Regions from separate parts of the Mus musculus genome. Here region 1 is linked to region 2. A link is a loop called in an ENCODE intact Hi-C map of the cell type or tissue named here. Cell type or tissue: left cerebral cortex. All regions are shown on one strand.

The links. Peaks named below come from ENCODE experiments on the same cell type or tissue, not always from the same donor. Only the 100,000 strongest peaks of a DNase experiment are listed, where the experiment ranks them.
Region 1: a loop joins it to region 2, with 10 times the contacts of the local background. A loop is called at or near these places in 6 of 42 quality-filtered maps.

What each region holds. Positions count from the first base shown.
Region 1 is chr13:93,053,915-93,061,914 of GRCm38, forward strand. The region is part of intron 9 of Cmya5 (cardiomyopathy associated 5); the gene reads right to left. It overlaps Gm31745 (a long non-coding RNA gene), which reads left to right and starts at 5,078. Exons shown (of 4, transcript XR_382755.4): 1 at 5,078-5,354; 2 at 5,754-5,873. In left cerebral cortex, no CTCF peak of the experiment used is centred here; DNase peaks (open chromatin) are centred at 2,415, 3,828, 4,873, 5,372 and 4 more places; H3K27ac peaks cover 5,019 bases.
Region 2 is chr13:92,995,487-93,003,486 of GRCm38, forward strand. No RefSeq gene overlaps it. Among named protein-coding and RNA genes, the nearest start is that of Gm41019, 6.3 kb to the right of the region's middle. In left cerebral cortex, a CTCF peak has its summit at 4,381; DNase peaks (open chromatin) are centred at 4,567, 5,339, 6,003 and 7,068; H3K27ac peaks cover 6,079 bases.

The sequences.
Region 1 (8,000 bases), 58 kb after region 2:
AAGAGAAAAGCTCCCTCCTGAAAACAGTATGGTCCTTAAACAGTGGCACACTGTGGGCCGAGGGACAGGTGAGGGACAGGAATGGTGAGGAATGCAGTCAGGTGCACAGACTCTCAGGTAAGCGGTTCAGATACAAGAAGAAACGAGAACTTCTGTTTGAGACAGCCATGTTACCGTGAGAGAGAACTGAGAATGTCAGTACACGCCTGTAACCTGTAATCCCATCGCTTGGGAAGCAGAAACAGGGGAACTGAAGTAAATTCAAGGTCAGCCTGGTCTATACTACAAGTTCTAGGCCTGAAGGAACTATATAGTGAGATCCTGTTTCAAAAATCAACCAACCAAAAAGAAAAAAGAAAAAAGTTTGGCATCTCTAATTCATATCTCCTACCAAAGTAAATTCCAAATGACAAAACAGATTTTTTTAAACAAAATTAAGAAAACGGGAGGAGATATATATATATATATATATATATATATATATATATATATATATATATAATATACAATATACATGCATATATTCAGAAAGAAGACATTTTAAAATATTACCAAAAAACCCTGAAAGTTTTTTTTTCAAAAGAAATTGAAAAATTCAACTAAATTAACATTTTAAAATATTCATGACAAAATATGTTTCAAAAGATTCCAAACTCACACATGGAAGCTAACTTCCTTTAAAAAAAAAAAAAAGGGCATTATGAATAAGAAAGAAAACGTCAACTGGAGAGATGGCTCAGTGGTTAAGAACACTGGCTGCTTGCTCTTCCAGAGAACCTGGGTTCAATTCCCAGTACTTCCATGGAGTCTTACTACTGGTTGGAGGAGATCTGGTACCCTCTTCCCCTCTTTTGTTCTTCTCGAGCTCTAGACATGAAGGTGATGCACGGGTGTATGTGTAGGCAAAGTACATGAAAGAAAGAAAAGAAAAGAAAAGAAAAGAAAAGAAAAGAAAGAAAGAAAGAAAGAAAGAAAGAAAGAAAGAAAGAAAGAAAGTCTTACTACTGGTTGGAGGAGATCTGGTACCCTCTTCCCCTCTTTTGTTCTTCTCGAGCTCTAGACATGAAGATGATGCACGGGTGTATGTGTAGGCAAAGTACATGAAAGAAAGGAAGAAAGAAAGAAAGAAAGAAAGAAAGAAAGAAAAAGAAAGAAAGAAAGAAAGAAAGAAAGAAAGAAAGAAAGAAAGAAAGAAAGAAAGAAAGAAAGAGAAATAAAGAGAGAGAGGGGGAAGGAGGGAGGGAGGGAGGGAGGGAGGGAGGGAGGGAGGGAGGGAGGAAGGAAGGAAGGAAGGAAGGAAGGAAGGAAGGAAGGAAGGAAGGAAGGAAGGAAAACATCACAATCTAATGGGACGGGATAGTAGGAAAAGGAAGCACGTGGCTCAAACCATATGGAAAGGCATCATCCCAGAGACAGGAACAAGGGCTTAAACTACAGTTGTGTTTTGCAGCTATCTAACTGGCAAGGTTGTGAAGACTCGAGTATCCTATGCACTGATGGCCAGAGAATAAACCCAACAATCCCTAAGAAGTTGGTCATATCTACCAAAATTCAAGGCACACACCTTTTGACCAGTCTTGCTATTTTGAGAAATTCATTCTGCAAATACATTGTAGATGTGTGAACTTGTACATGCATGGGTGTTGTTCCCCACAGCATGGCTGGGGACAGAAGAGAACGGAAGGCTGTTTCTCAAGTGATCAAATAGGATCAATAACTTCCTGAAGATAGAATACAGAAGAATTTTTTAAAAATTGAGGCAGTCCCATGGGTGTGGATATGAATGCTCATAAAGATATATCTTTGTGCAGAAAAAGCAAACTGGTAGGAATACATGTAGGATTGCTGACATTTGTTAGGAAATTATAGATGCTTTTATGTGAAAGGTTCAGATTGACAGTCGCTACCTTTGGGGATGGGAATTGAGAGACAAAGAATAGATACAAAGAAAGTTAAGGTTTTCTATCTTCCTTTTTTTTTTTTGTCTTTTGAATTTGTACCATAAGCACATATAATGGGTCCAAAATTAAAGAATGAACTTTTAAGAGCAATAGTTCTAGGTAGTGAAGAATCCACGAGTCGACTGGCCGTGTTTACAGAACCTCGAACCACACGTGCACTTCAGCACTTTGAAGTAGGTTTTCTGGTCATTTGATAATCCAGTACCTTGACCATGAGGGGAGGGACACATGCTTACGATGACTTGAGAGGCTGACAATTGTGTGAAATAGCTCTTCTCTGTACTGCTGTGTCCTGGGGAGGGGGTGGCCTGTGTACAAACAGTATGGAGGAAGCCTGTGCCCCCACTCCTGGAAGCAGCCATGGGATGGTGCCATCACCATAGTGCACAGCAGATGGCTAAGTATGAACTGTTGTTTAAAAACACAGTTGGTTCTTACTGGATTCCTGTTGGCAGCACCAATATCCAGCCAGCCAGGCATTGCCACTCTCTGTGAACTGTGAACAGAGTGCATGCTGGCTCTGTAGGAGGAGTAAGAAAGGCAGCATTTCCCACCCTGCCTGGGCATCCAAACTGCTAAGTTTTGAAAATTCATTTTTAATCAATTATTTTGTTGGATAGAGTCTCACTCTGCAGTCCAAGCTGGCCTTGAATTCACTTGTAAGCTATGTTGGCCTCCATCTCCCGGTCTTCCTGCCTCAGCCTCTAGGATGCTGGGATTCCCAGCATGGGTCAACCTCACACAGCTTCTGAACTGGGTTCCCGAGGAGAGGCCCAGGCACCTGAATTTTGCAAGTATCCCAGCTGACTTTTATCGGATAGGGAGGGGAATGAAGGAAAAGGGAAACTGCATAACATAAACAATATTAAATATAAAATCAAGCCAGGATGGTGGCTCATGGCTGTAATCTCAGCACCCAGAAGACTGAGGCAGTAGGATTCCTGAAAATTCCAACCAGCTTTGGCTACAGAGTAAGACCATCTCTCAATACAACAACAACAAAAACAAAACACAAACACAAACACAAAAGACATTAGCATACATGCATTTGAAGCTGTGTATAAATCCTTAACTAGCCATAAATATAGAAAATTTATAAGGTGGGGCAAACTCAGTTAAACCAGAATTAAGAAGAAAATTCTTTATATCCTAATTTTCCACAGTTAAAAAGACTTGGTAAATAAAATTTTAACAGAACCATTTTTCTTTTGATAAATAAGGATATTATGAGACTCTGTGTTACTAAATATCACCATTATTTTATAACAGTGCAGAAAAACAACGCAGGCACTACACACTGACAACAACAGGGCTTGGGCTTTCCCATGGCTCAAATCTGTCAGAAAATCAATGTGAGCCAAAGAATCCAGGAGAAAGATCCTGGATCCTCCATCTTTACTCCCCAAAGCCTGAACAATAGACACTGTTTATATTTCCGACAGAGGCTCTCAGGACTCAGATAATATTAATTTCTCTGGATCCTCCGAGTTCTCCTTTACTGCCCCCCCCCCCCGGTCATCTATGTGGACAGTTACTTGAGGTCTCCTAGGCCAGTCTGCTGAGAACAGTGATTTAACACCTCTGCATTCAGACATTGTTTGAAAACGATTAATAGGTCTGTTTATGCATCTTTTGTAAAACTTGCTCTTAGAGACGACTATTGTCTTAAGAGCCCTTATATAAAAATCTCCATGAAAAATTCATCTCACAGCTGAATGTCATGGAACATAATTGTCTCTCTTGGTGAAATGTTGTGCTTCCTTTTAAAAGAGGAGTGAGTTATGTAATCTCTTTCCTCCTCTCTCTCAATCTCTCCCCCTCTCCTCTGTTTTCATTTAAGCTGACAGCAAGTTCAAATTTGGAGCTTATCTTCCACTGAGGTTCTGTTCTCAGCCTGATCTTTCTGACAGCCTTCTCCCCTTGCATTATTTGGCTCTTGTACCCACAGAGCTGTCTTAGGGGCTCTGTTGTGCCAGAGTCCTTTGCTGGGAATGCCCTTCAGGAAACAGACATAGCATAACTGAAGTGGAGAACAGGTTGTGTTCCCATTATTTGAGATTCTATGTACAACCAGGAGGATGTGAGGTATCAAATGGCCAGTCAAGTTGTAGTCTTTCAGGTAGAAAGACTTTGCTCAGAAAATGCTGAATGCCTGGGTTAAACGTGGCTCAGCCAATAAAGGCTAGGCTCATCACCGAAAATTTAAGGAAACGCTAAATGCCGAGAACACTGGGGGAAATCATCGCGTTACTCCTCTCCCAATGGCTTCTGCAAAGGGATCAGAAAAACAATTCCACATAAGCATAACCTATTACCTCTTAATTACTCAGTGAATTTGGGCTCAGCCTGTTAGTGATCCTCCTGGGACCCTGTAAAGCAAGTCTGGAGCAGTATTTGTCTCTTTTACCTACCGCTACAGAGAAGGTCAAAATACTTGCTGTTGCCTCATGGTCAGTCACCACCTATCTACCTGAAAGCTTAAGAAAGTTTTCAAAACGACAGAAACTGGGGTTCCTCCTGGTTGCTGGTAAGGATAGAGCAGCAGGGGTTCCGGCTGGAGCACCTGACTGTAAGTGGCAACTCTGTTCCTGCTCCAGTTGGAGGCAGCATACATAGTGGATTCACAGGCCCAGCACCCAAGCAGACCCTTCTAAGGATGCTCACCCTCAAAGGTGTGGCCCAGAGAGGACCTCCGGACACCACAGCCTAAGGTAGAGGCAGTGACAGGAAGCTCACTCCCAGCTAATTTGTGGAGTATTGCGTCTCTCAGATTTGTCATTCAGTGCACAACTTCTCTGCACGGCCCACACAGCTAATCCCTGTACTATATTTCTCTCAGTTTTCCTCCTCCACCCACACTTCTGCTGACTTCTCTCTGCAGAGGAGAGACAGAGCAGCTGAGGAAACAGCAGAGTGGTGAAAAAAAAAATTGAAAGTGTTTTGAGCCCACCCGACCTGGGGAAAGCATTCAAAGACAAACAGGAAGAAGCTGACTAGGAGACCCTCCATCTGGCACACAAGCCAGGGACCGTCATTCCCACCCACCTCCACACCTCCAGTCCCAACAGGGGTGACTAGCTGGGACCATACTTGGGTGCCCACATTTAAAAAAAATTTAGAAGAATTATGAAAAAGCTCCTTTGCTCTGCTATTTCAGACACTGTGTCGGGGCGCAGTAGGCCGGCTCATTCCATTCAACCCCCACCCCAACCCCAGAGAATCCAACCAGCACCAGCACCAGCACCAGCACCAGCACCAGCACCAGCACCAGCGCTGTTAGTCTTAAAGTAGAATATCTAAGAGGTCATCACACTGGGAGAAGGAACGCAAGTCCTCGGATGGATAATTTCATTCTGGCTGCTGAAATGAGAGTGGCCAGCCTTACCACAATCAGTGAGTCAGTGCCCTCCCTTCCTCCATGAGTACAAGAGTGTGTGCACATGCGTGGCCCTGGGTTTGGGCATGGGCGTGGGTATGCTTGTGCGCATACGTGGATATAGGTGCGGGCGTGGGCATGATTCTTTTCTCTCCTTTCTTCATTTCAATTCTTCTTCCTAAAGCATTCCAGAGTTTTAAAGGTTCTCCCTCACCAAGTATATAGGGTGAGAAAAAAAATGGAGATGTATATAGTTATTATTCCTTCTCTTTTGCTGCTGATTTCAGCTGGTTACATATGACTTGAAGTGGGCAAAGCCCAGAGGAGATTGACTCATCCCATCCATTCTTGCTTATCAACAGATCTTTGATGATGTCTACAGATGAGTTCTAATCCTTGCCCACTTTATGATCCAGGCTCTGACAAACAACCACATGGGGAAAATGCTACCTTTCGTCTACTCCAGTCTTCTTCAAGACCCTCTATACTACGTTTCTTCAAACCTGGAACATAGGTAGAGATTATGAAACCAGTGGGTAAGTGGGATTCTACATGGTTTTCTCTATCAGTGATCCACAGGAAAGTTTTCCACTGACACGTTAGACTCATCTTTTCTCCTGTTCAGTATCTAAACACTAAAGTGAACGCATTCACTTTATTCAATTTGTTATTTTGAGATTATCCTTAAACTGATCTAACTGCAGTGCCAGACACTTCCTCAGACTCTGGGGCTATAGTTGCATCTACTAATCCCTTTAATGAATCAACAAATGGAGGAAGTCAGACAACACTTAGCACAGGTCTTTCCAAGGCACAACACCATTGTAACCATTGGCTCTTGTGCATGATGTCAAATGAGGTTCTAATGCAACAGAAAAAAAGTAGGAATTATTAAGTAGAGGTGATTAAAAATAAAACTGTGGGGTTTTTTTTTATTGACTGATTATGCCAGATGACTAGTTCTCCATAGCTGGCATCATAAAGTTTAAGCTATATATAATATAGATAATAAATAGTATTTTACAGAGTTTCAAAACACCAGACTCTGAAGTGATGTTTCGTTGGGAGATCTGAGACATGCGGACACTTTCAAAGAGCAGAATTTCCCTTGCCTCTTGGATTCTTAGATGAGAGAAACAAGAGATACTTGCTATCCTGAGTCTCTGAGATTAAAGATGAGTTATTTCAGTCTAGTGAAGCCAAACGGATATGAAACACTGAGGCTTCTATGGAAAAGAGATGGCTCTGATATGGGAGCTCAGCAATAGACTTGGCAGATAGGCATGGCAGGAGTCTACAGCCAAGAAAAATCTGCTTGCTTCAGAAGATTATCTATTGTCAAACTCAGCAGGAATTGGAAAGTCAGGTCTGAGCTATGGGCTGGACATTGAACTTCCTGCCACGCAAGGCCTTTAAGCACCTAACTGGAAATCAGCTCCATCCCCAACACAGCTCTAGACTCTCCACAATACTCAACATGTGGAGCTCTCCTTGGTTTTAAACTTGCTGGACTAGATCCACCCTGAGACAAAGGATTTCCAAACAGTTCTAACATTGCGGCAAACTTCTGCTTATCTAGACTCTCGGATAGTTTCTTGCAACAGAATAAAAACACATTGACAAAGCCTAGATTGAACAAAGTAATGACTAGCTTAATGCCTCAATAAATTCCACTTTAGCTTTGGCAAAATTGGTAGACAACCATTGTCTTATCTAAAACTGAAGCTCCTATTGGTCTCTTTGCCCTCTTTTATAGTTCTGAGGGCCCCGTGATGATCAAGCAAAAGAAAAAGATCAAGTAAAGGAGATGTGAATGCTGATATGTTATCTTTTGATATCTGTTTTCCATGGGACAAAGGAAACTAGAGATACTCAGTAACTCCCAGTTGCCAGGCTGATGGCTCTGACAGCTTAGTGTCTGTAAAGACAAGACTTTGAAAACTAATGGAATGAATAGAACAGACCTTGGTTTGAATTCTAACCCCAAACTCACAGTGCATAGTTTGATAAAGTGCCAACTCACGTAAACTTTGTGGTTCTGACTTCATCAAAAGCATTACTTAGATCACAGAGTCACTGGGGGTTCAGGAAGAACAAGTGCAGCTCCCAGCACCATGACGGCCCTCTGTGGACACTACTCTGCTCTTCCCTTCCCCTTCTCTCTATAGCTACACTTATGAGATGACAACGCAATTCCCTACGTGAGATGGCTACTGGGTCTCAAGGTTTTCAGATTTTTGCTGATTGGAGTATCCAACTGTGCTAAAATGATTTATGTAAATGCCAGCTGGAGGTGCATGCCACAGAAGATGAGTCACGTCAGAGCCCTGTGAACAGGCTGATCTTTCCTGGGAACTGGCTTTCCTCATTGATGGTAGGAGAGACCACCCTAGGACTCAGGGGTTTCTAAAATTGTATTCTCATAGCATCAAGGGCTCTGCAGAGAGAGTTAAAGAGTCCCTAAATAATCTTACTCAGAGGCTAAGGATTTGAACCTTTAACTATGACAAATCTGTGGTTGAATTCTCCCTGTCACTTGCTAGCTGAGGAACTTGTTAGAGTCCTTGTGAGGGTATCTGAAGTACCTGGGCCAGCACCATCACAATACCGGAGTTCCTTATTTCTGTGCTGACCAGAGCTTACCTCTCAAATGTTGGCTGACT
Region 2 (8,000 bases):
ACACGCCCATGAAACTGTCAGACACACACACACACACACACACACGCCCACACACGCCCACTCTACACCAGCAACCCAACCACTGCATGTACGGCACTCAGTCACTCAAACTGCGTCATTGACTCTTGGATCTTCCCTCCTTGTCCTCCTCATGGATGCCACCGTACTTGTCATTATGATACAAACTAGAGCCATTTCTATTGAGAGACACTTTAATTCTGATGCAGAATTCTGCCAAGATGGAAGAATCTATTCATTCTATGCTTTGGGGCCTCACTTTCAATGGCTAAGCCTGTCTCCTATAGACTTCAGCATAACCCTTTCTATTACTGTCCCCTAATTCCACTCAAACCCAAACATGTTTCAAAAAAAATGGAAGGAGGAAAGAAAGGAAGGAAAGAAGGAAGGAAAGAAGGAAGGAAGGAAGGAAGGAAGGAAGGAAGGAAGGAAGGAAGGAAGGAAGCCAGCAGAGAGGAGAGAGGAGAGAAGCTGTGTCCACTGTCCCTTTTAGTTCAGGCTTCTCTCCCATCACGGTAGTGTGATACCACAAACCTACTTATGACTTTTAATGAATTTGGAAATCCATAAGACTAGGTGACACCAAAGTAGACACTAGACAGGGAATACCTGATATAAATTGCAGAGGAACTCAGCCAAAGAGAAGAGTAGAGGGAAGCTGCCTGTGGAGAGGGAGGGCATAGTCAACAGTGAAGGTCAGCATCCTCTGACCTTTTGGGTCTTTTGGTGAAGTTACTTGGGAGAGTCAGAAGCAGCATCTCTATGTGCAGATGAATAGTCTGCTAAGGAGCTTCCTGGCTCTTGAGAAAACAGAGAGGCCACCCCCAACTCTTACAGCTCTGGGCTCTTCTAAGGCAGCTGAGCAGGTTCTAAGTAATGCCGCAAACAAAGCTGTAGGACCAGAAACACAGTCACCTGACTTCTTAAAGATGCTCCATAGCAGATGAAGACTTCATCTGCTCACAGCAAGGCTCCTCCAGGGTGAAAACCAGATGAGAATGTGCTTACATGAAGGTATAAGATGGGGAAGTGTAGGACAAGGAAAATCTTAAAACTTAACAAATAGGATGAAAATTCTAAGTTGAATGCAGCCCTAAATCGAATAAATGAAGAGGATATACTTCATGAGATTGATTATGATTATCAATCAATTATTACTGATTATGAGCCATAACTTCCTGCTGCCCCTGAACTTGGTCCTACAAAGAAACAATGAGCCCAGGCCAAGGAGAGAAACCCAAAGTCCTTGATCCACCAGCAACAGAGACCATACCTAGATGTGAGCACGCTTCCGTCTAGTTCCCCCTGGATAACCATGCAGATGTTAGGTGAGCCATGAGAAGCACCATGCATATGTGCTATTGATGTTTGTGTCCATGGCAGGCAACTTAGTCCAAGCTAAATCTGAAGGAACACCACAGGACCCAAGGGGGCAAGAAGGGAAGGTTATTCTAATTTCAAGAATGGCCTAGAAAAAAAAAAACACTCAAGGCACAAACCATGAGCTGGGTACCAGCTCTCAAGACTTGCCTGAATGGCAGCAAGGAACTAGAAATTCCAATTCAAAGAATATGTATGAGTAACTCCCATCCCTAGTTTCTGTAGGCCCAGCATTCTCAAATTGGGGAAATGGGGAAATCAGGACTTGAAGTGAAGGAAAGGGGGCAATTGTCTGATCTGTCATGTGACCCAGCCAAGATCCTGACTTCCATTTGCATATTGGATGCAAGGTACCACAGAAAGTACAGCCTTGCTGACAATGGTGAAGATGCAGGGATGGTTTCTGTACATCTGAGCAAAGGCAGTTTGGGTCAGCATTAGCTCTGCTTCCTCAGGCTAGCCCAGTCAAGACATCCTCTACCCAGCATTAACACTGCCATATTGTCAGTATCCACAAACCTCCGACTGCTAGAGAATGTCATAGCACCCCACAATGGAGATACTTAGAGGCTCCCCACACTTTAAGAAAGCATTTGTCTTGGAATAGGACTGGGACGGGGGTAGATGAATCTGAATGGATCTTCTGATTCTAAAGGTCTTAGATAGCACTTCCTGAAGGAAGAGTTCTGACTGAAACACCGTGTCTTGTCTCCTCCCCTCTCCTCTCCTCTCCTCCCCTTCCCCCCTTCCCATTTACTTTACTCTCCTCCCCTTCCCTCTCCTTCCCTCCCCTCCCCTATCTTCTCTCCTCCCCTCTCCTCTCTTTCCATCCCCTCCCTTTCCCTCCCTTCTCCTCTCCTCTCTTCCCCTCCCCTCCCTATCCTATCTTATTTTATCCTATCCTATCCTATCCTATCCTATCCTATCCCTTCCCCTCCTCTCTTCTCTTCCCTCCCCTCTCTTCTCCCCTCCCCTCTCTCTTTCTCTCCTCTCTTCCCCTCCCCTCTTGTCCCCTCTCCTCTCCTCTCTCCTCCTCTTCCCCCCCTCTTCTCCCTTCCTCTCTTCTCTCTCCTCTCCCTTCCCCCTCGTCTCTTCTCCTTTTCCCTTCCCTCCCCTCTCTTCTCCCCTCCTCTCCTCTCCTCTTCCCTCCCCTCTCTTCTATTTCCCTCCCCTCCCCCTCCCCTCCCCTCCCCTCTCCTCTCCCCTCCCCTTCCCCCCTCTTCTCCCCTCCTCTCTTCTCTCTCCTCTCCCTTCCCCCTCGTCTCTTCTCCTCTTCCCTTCCCTCCCCTCTCTTCTCCCCTCCTCTCTTCTCCTCTTCCCTCCCCTCTCTTCTATTTCCCTCCCCTCTCCCCCTCCTCTCCCCTCCCCTCCCCTCCCCTCCCCTCCCCTCCTCTCCTCTCTTCTCTTCTCTTCTCTTCTCTTCTCTTCTCTTCTCTTCTCTTCTCTTCTCTTCTCTTCTCTTCTCTTCCCTCACAGTTCCCCTACCTCTGCCTTCTCCCTCCCTCTTCTTCTCCCTCTCATCTTCCAGTTGAGGTGCACACCTTTCCCAGATCTCCACAAGTGGCTTGCCCACTGCACATTCATCATTAGATGTAGGAATGCTAAGTTGAAGCTTGCTCCCGAGGTCTGTCCAAGGTCTGGCTGCATGCAAAGCTCATGCCATGGTTCATCAAATATTTCTGGATAAGAAGAGGGCATCGATCGAATGAGCAGTTCATTCTGGTTTTATCACTGAAAGAACTGTGTCCCGGAGATTGAGCAAAACAAGCTAATCATCTGCCTTAACAAGGAGAGGAAGCAAATGGGGGAAAAGGGGAGACAGACATGAAGGACCAAGGAGGAAGTGAATTAAATGAAGCTGATGTGGCTTTGGGGCAGAAGCTCTGACTTGGTCAAAGTTGAGTGACAGATGAGTTATTGGGACCATGGGGAGATCTGACGAGCTCATCCCTATGTAGGAGCGAAGGGGCCGTGAGCCAGGCTTTATCTTGTCATAACTGAAGCCTGGAAATAGAATCATGGTATTGATCTGGAAAGCACCTGTGGAGAAGGTAGCCTTCGTTGGGTTCTACACTGGATCCTGAGTGTACAGAAGAAATAAGAACAGGTCTCGCCTCCTGGGACTTCAGAGGGAGCATGCTAAGGAAATGTGCCAACGCTGCCTGTGGTGGGCCTGCGGTGAAAGTCTGCACACACAGCTGGTAAACACAGTTGGTACCCAGGACTGACACACTCACTACGCAAGGAATCCTGAAAAACAAAGTGTTTCTCCTACACAACAAGCCTTCTAGCGGGTATCCCTGCATGTTGGAAAGAGACCTGTTGCCTTATGTGTTTCAAAGGAACATGTAGGCTTTCACTTAAATTAGACTTGATATCACGGGCAGGTGGACACGAGGGGCCACTGGATCAGCAGACACTGGTGGGAGGCCTGGAGAAGAGGAAGGCTTAGGAAATTTCCACTAAGCTCAGGCCAGATGGAGCAGATATCCCTCAGATAACAGCCCACTGGCTCCTTCCTGGGCCGCCCATTTTCTAATGCTCCCAGGGCCAGTGGCCAGGCAGCTGTCCCCTAGCCCACAGACATAGAGCAATAGGCCCGAGAAGTGGGTCATGGCCAAGTAAAAGTGGTGTTGATAACTTTGTGTCATAACCAACGAACTAGAGACCAGGTTAACATTGAGTGGACTACACCATTGATCTCTTGGTTGGTTTTGACCTTATCCATGAGTCCAACTTCCACAAGACTGGCATGGTATCTATTAGCTATTGACAAGTTTTCTTTCATAAATCGTAACAGCTTCCTTTTCCCCTATAGCACATGTAGGGAATGTATTATCTATGGAATAAAATATGTTTATGAGTGATTTTCAAACAAACAAACTTGCAGAAAGCCCCTTTCTCCACAGGCCAAAGGGAAACAGATACAAACTAAGCCTTCTCAATTAAATTAGCATGCCTAAATTAAACATTCCTTTTATCTATGTCGCCTTCCTTCTCTTCCTTGTTGTGGCCGGGGGTGGGTATGACAGTGAAGCAGGGCTTGTTTTCTTGCTTTCAAGAATCTGCAAGTAATTGGGGTTGAATCTTGTCACAGGGAAAAGCTTTAGAGCTCAGCTTAACAAGCAGACTCATAAAGGAAGCCTTCCCTGGACCATCTGCTTGCTGCAGGCCATGACAACAGATCCCTTAAACATAGCGAAGCTAGGGAGGAGGGGAGGTGGGTGTGAGGAAGGAGGTAGGGCGCTTTCACAGAGACGGGAGACGGGAGACGGTAGACGGGGCTTCCCGTTGAGACTTGAAGGATAAATAGGAGTGTGTGGCACACTTAAACATTAACAAAGGCTCATAAAACATGAACCAGGACCCATGGTGCAGATGAGTCGAGGAGAAACGAGCTTGGATCAGCACTGTGCTTTTAAGACAAGCAGAGAGGGACTGGGCATGATAGCCAAGTGAGATTTCCCTCCAGGGTCCAACTAGGGTTCATGTTCCAGTTGCTGCCCTTGAAGATACCAAGAGGTCCCATCTTCCCCATTAGCAGTAGAGATGGCTTTTTAAAAGGTGAGCTAATGGCTTGCAGAAAGCTTTTTATAACTCAGAGGTTAAAACAGGGAGGCTGCGGCTCCTTTCACAGTTAACCGGAGAGTTCTTGACCAGCACTCGTTCCCCAAGCTGGCTTGAGTTTGGGGTTCACTATACCCAGTTTCTTTACTGCTTTGTGCATCTTCCAAAGCTCTCCTTCCACTCTGAGCTGCTGGGCTCCTGCCTCTACAGCGACATTTTCTTCCCTTCCTCTCTCCCTTCCCGCCTTCTCAGCTGTCAGAACCTGACTCAGCCGGAGCTGTGTGGGAACAGCATGGAGTGAATCACCGAGCAGTGATTCTGAAGGGGACCTGATTACCCCCTAGTCCGCCAGGCACATCTTGTTCCTGCCTAGCTGACCATTTTCATGGAAGCTATTTTTTGTGTATGAGACCGTTACTCCTGGACTCCAGGCAGAGTATAAAAAGCAGAGCGATAGCTCATGGGGTAGTTGGTCAGAATCATATTTCCCAGGGCACTGACCGGGATTTTGACAAGACACAGCTGGCTGAGGGAGTATGCTGGAAAACTTAGCCCTGGGGTGAGGAAGAAGAGGAGGAGGGCCCTTTAAATAGCAGGTGGCTTCACTGTTTCTATAAATGAGATGGTACGTTTCCACTGAGCGCTGATTACAAAGATGGTCTTTTATTAGACAGCTGTACCAACCCATAGGCCAGCCCTTGAGGCTCTATCAGGGAAAATTTCCCTGCGGCTCATAAACATGCTTGGATGCACATCTCTGTTCAGTGCCAGGGCTGTTTGTTACTGATTTCTGCCTGTGGATTCTGCGCAGGCCACAAATGAGGGGCCTGTCAGGGATGGAGGGAGAGTCATGGGCCAGAGCCTTGTTTCAAACACTGCCAGACTTAGTTATCCTCTCCATTTGTGTATTTATCTTAGAGCAGGTTGTCCTCTAAGACACTGTTGAGACACTGAAGAGAAACACAAGTGCTCTGTCCTAAGAGAGAGAGAGGAGAGGGGAAAAGGAGGTGGAGGAGGCCTTCAAAGCCCTGTAGATCTCTCCGTGAAGGAATGCTGAACGCACCTTTAATCAACTCAGAACTCCCCCTTGAAAATGCAGAATGATGTGGGTGGCGTGTGAGCTGTGCATCACCCCTGGGTGAACTGCCTGCTTTGCAGTAACTTTGCTCTTAGGAAACTGAGATTCGTGGCCCATGGCTCCTTAGAGTGATCCAACCCATTGGACAACATTCCTGAAAACACAGTGGTCTGCGTGGTTGTGAAGTCAACCTTGGTCGGTCAAAACCTCCCTGGCCATGTCTCCACACCCCTCCACTGTTGTCTCTTAATTTGACACAAATCATAGCAGCTAATACCAAGAATCTACTTGATTTTTATCATATTGTCTAACACCTTAGATTTTTTTAAGCTTTATTTTATATCACTTAGATGTACAATAAACTAGAGCATGCACACAGCCCTAAGTTCAACCTACAAAATGTAAAATAAACTTTATTTAACTTATAATTATTGTTGCTACTGTTGTTATTGTGGGGGGAGGCATATGCATACCACAGTGTGAGTGTAGAGGTCAAAGGATAAGTTTGTAGAGTTGATTTTCTTCTCCCATCTTTACATGTGTTTGGGGATTGAACTCAGGTTAGCAGTCTTAAGCAGCAAACACCTCTAACCAATAAGAGCCATCTTGCTGGCTCTAATTCTAACAACTCTGTGAAATGCATTGTATTTTCAAACCAAGCGACCAAGACTCACTCACAGAGTCACTGGTGGAAAGTGGTATGGCCAGAAGTTAATCCCAAGTGGATGAATTATGCTGGCACGGCCAAGTCTATTCCCCAGTCCTCCCTTGTCCATGCTAAGCCCTTCTGTGAGACAATAGTAGAGGCCACTACTCAAGAAGTAGCTACAAAATAAAGGACTGGTCCACACACACTATACTAATTCAGTTCTTAGCTTTCACAGTTGCTGGGGGGGAGGGTTACTGGATCTTAGACACTGAAGCAAATAAATCAGCTAGATGCTCCAAGTAAAGAGTCCTCAATTATAAAACCTCCCTCCTCCTCCTCCTCACAGGACAGTAGGTTGGCAGGAAACCCACATGTTCCAGAAGCAGGAGACACAGCATCTTGTGGTGTGTCCACCCCCAAGTGGGAACAGAAGGCAAGCACATTCACTTCCCAGATGGCCGCGTTGGAAAAGGGGGCTGGCTAGACCCCAAGCCCTTTCCTGACCTGCTCTTGGCTTGGGATACTGGGGTGGAGGCTGGTCCTCTGAGAAATGCATTTGCCCTTTGCTTGCAAAACATCTATGAGTGATTGATGGACTTGTCCCAGGGTAGAAAGGAATGGCATTGAAATGGAGCCACTTTAAGACAAAGATTTCACTGTTTCAGGAAGCTTCAGCTACCTAGACTTACAACAGGATCAAAAGAGATCAGATTGTGACGGCTGTGGCAGGGACCTGAGGCAGGCCAAGAAAGGAGCCTCGGTCACAGTCACTTGTAATAAGATGAGAAATGCACTCACACAGAACTGTGACCTCTGTTTTCTTCACTGGCTAAAAATCAAGTAGATCCAGCTCCCAATAGGGACCATAACTCTTTCTCAATTGATTATGCCTTGGGAAATGAATTGGAGGCTTCTAGTCTGCAGATGGGAAGGTCACACAGACCTTGTTGACCCAGTACACACAGGTGGCTCAGGACAGTGCCCAGCTTAGAATCATCAAGAAGCTGGCCTTGTATACACAATTATTTCATGTCTTTGGGGGCTTTAATTTTCTTATAAAGGGTAGACATGGAACTTTTACAGGCAGTGGCATTATGTAGACTAAATCCTGTAAGCACCCAATAACATGTAAAGTGTTATTTCCTCAAGGTTAGAATAACACAATAGAAAGGGGCTTTTCTGAGTTTATGTCTTTGCTCTGCCACTTACTAGTTGTGCAACCTTGGAGAAGAATCATCGGAATACCCACTTCACAGAGTTCTTGTGAAGACTGATGGGATAATTCATGGGGAATTACCTTCCTATAAA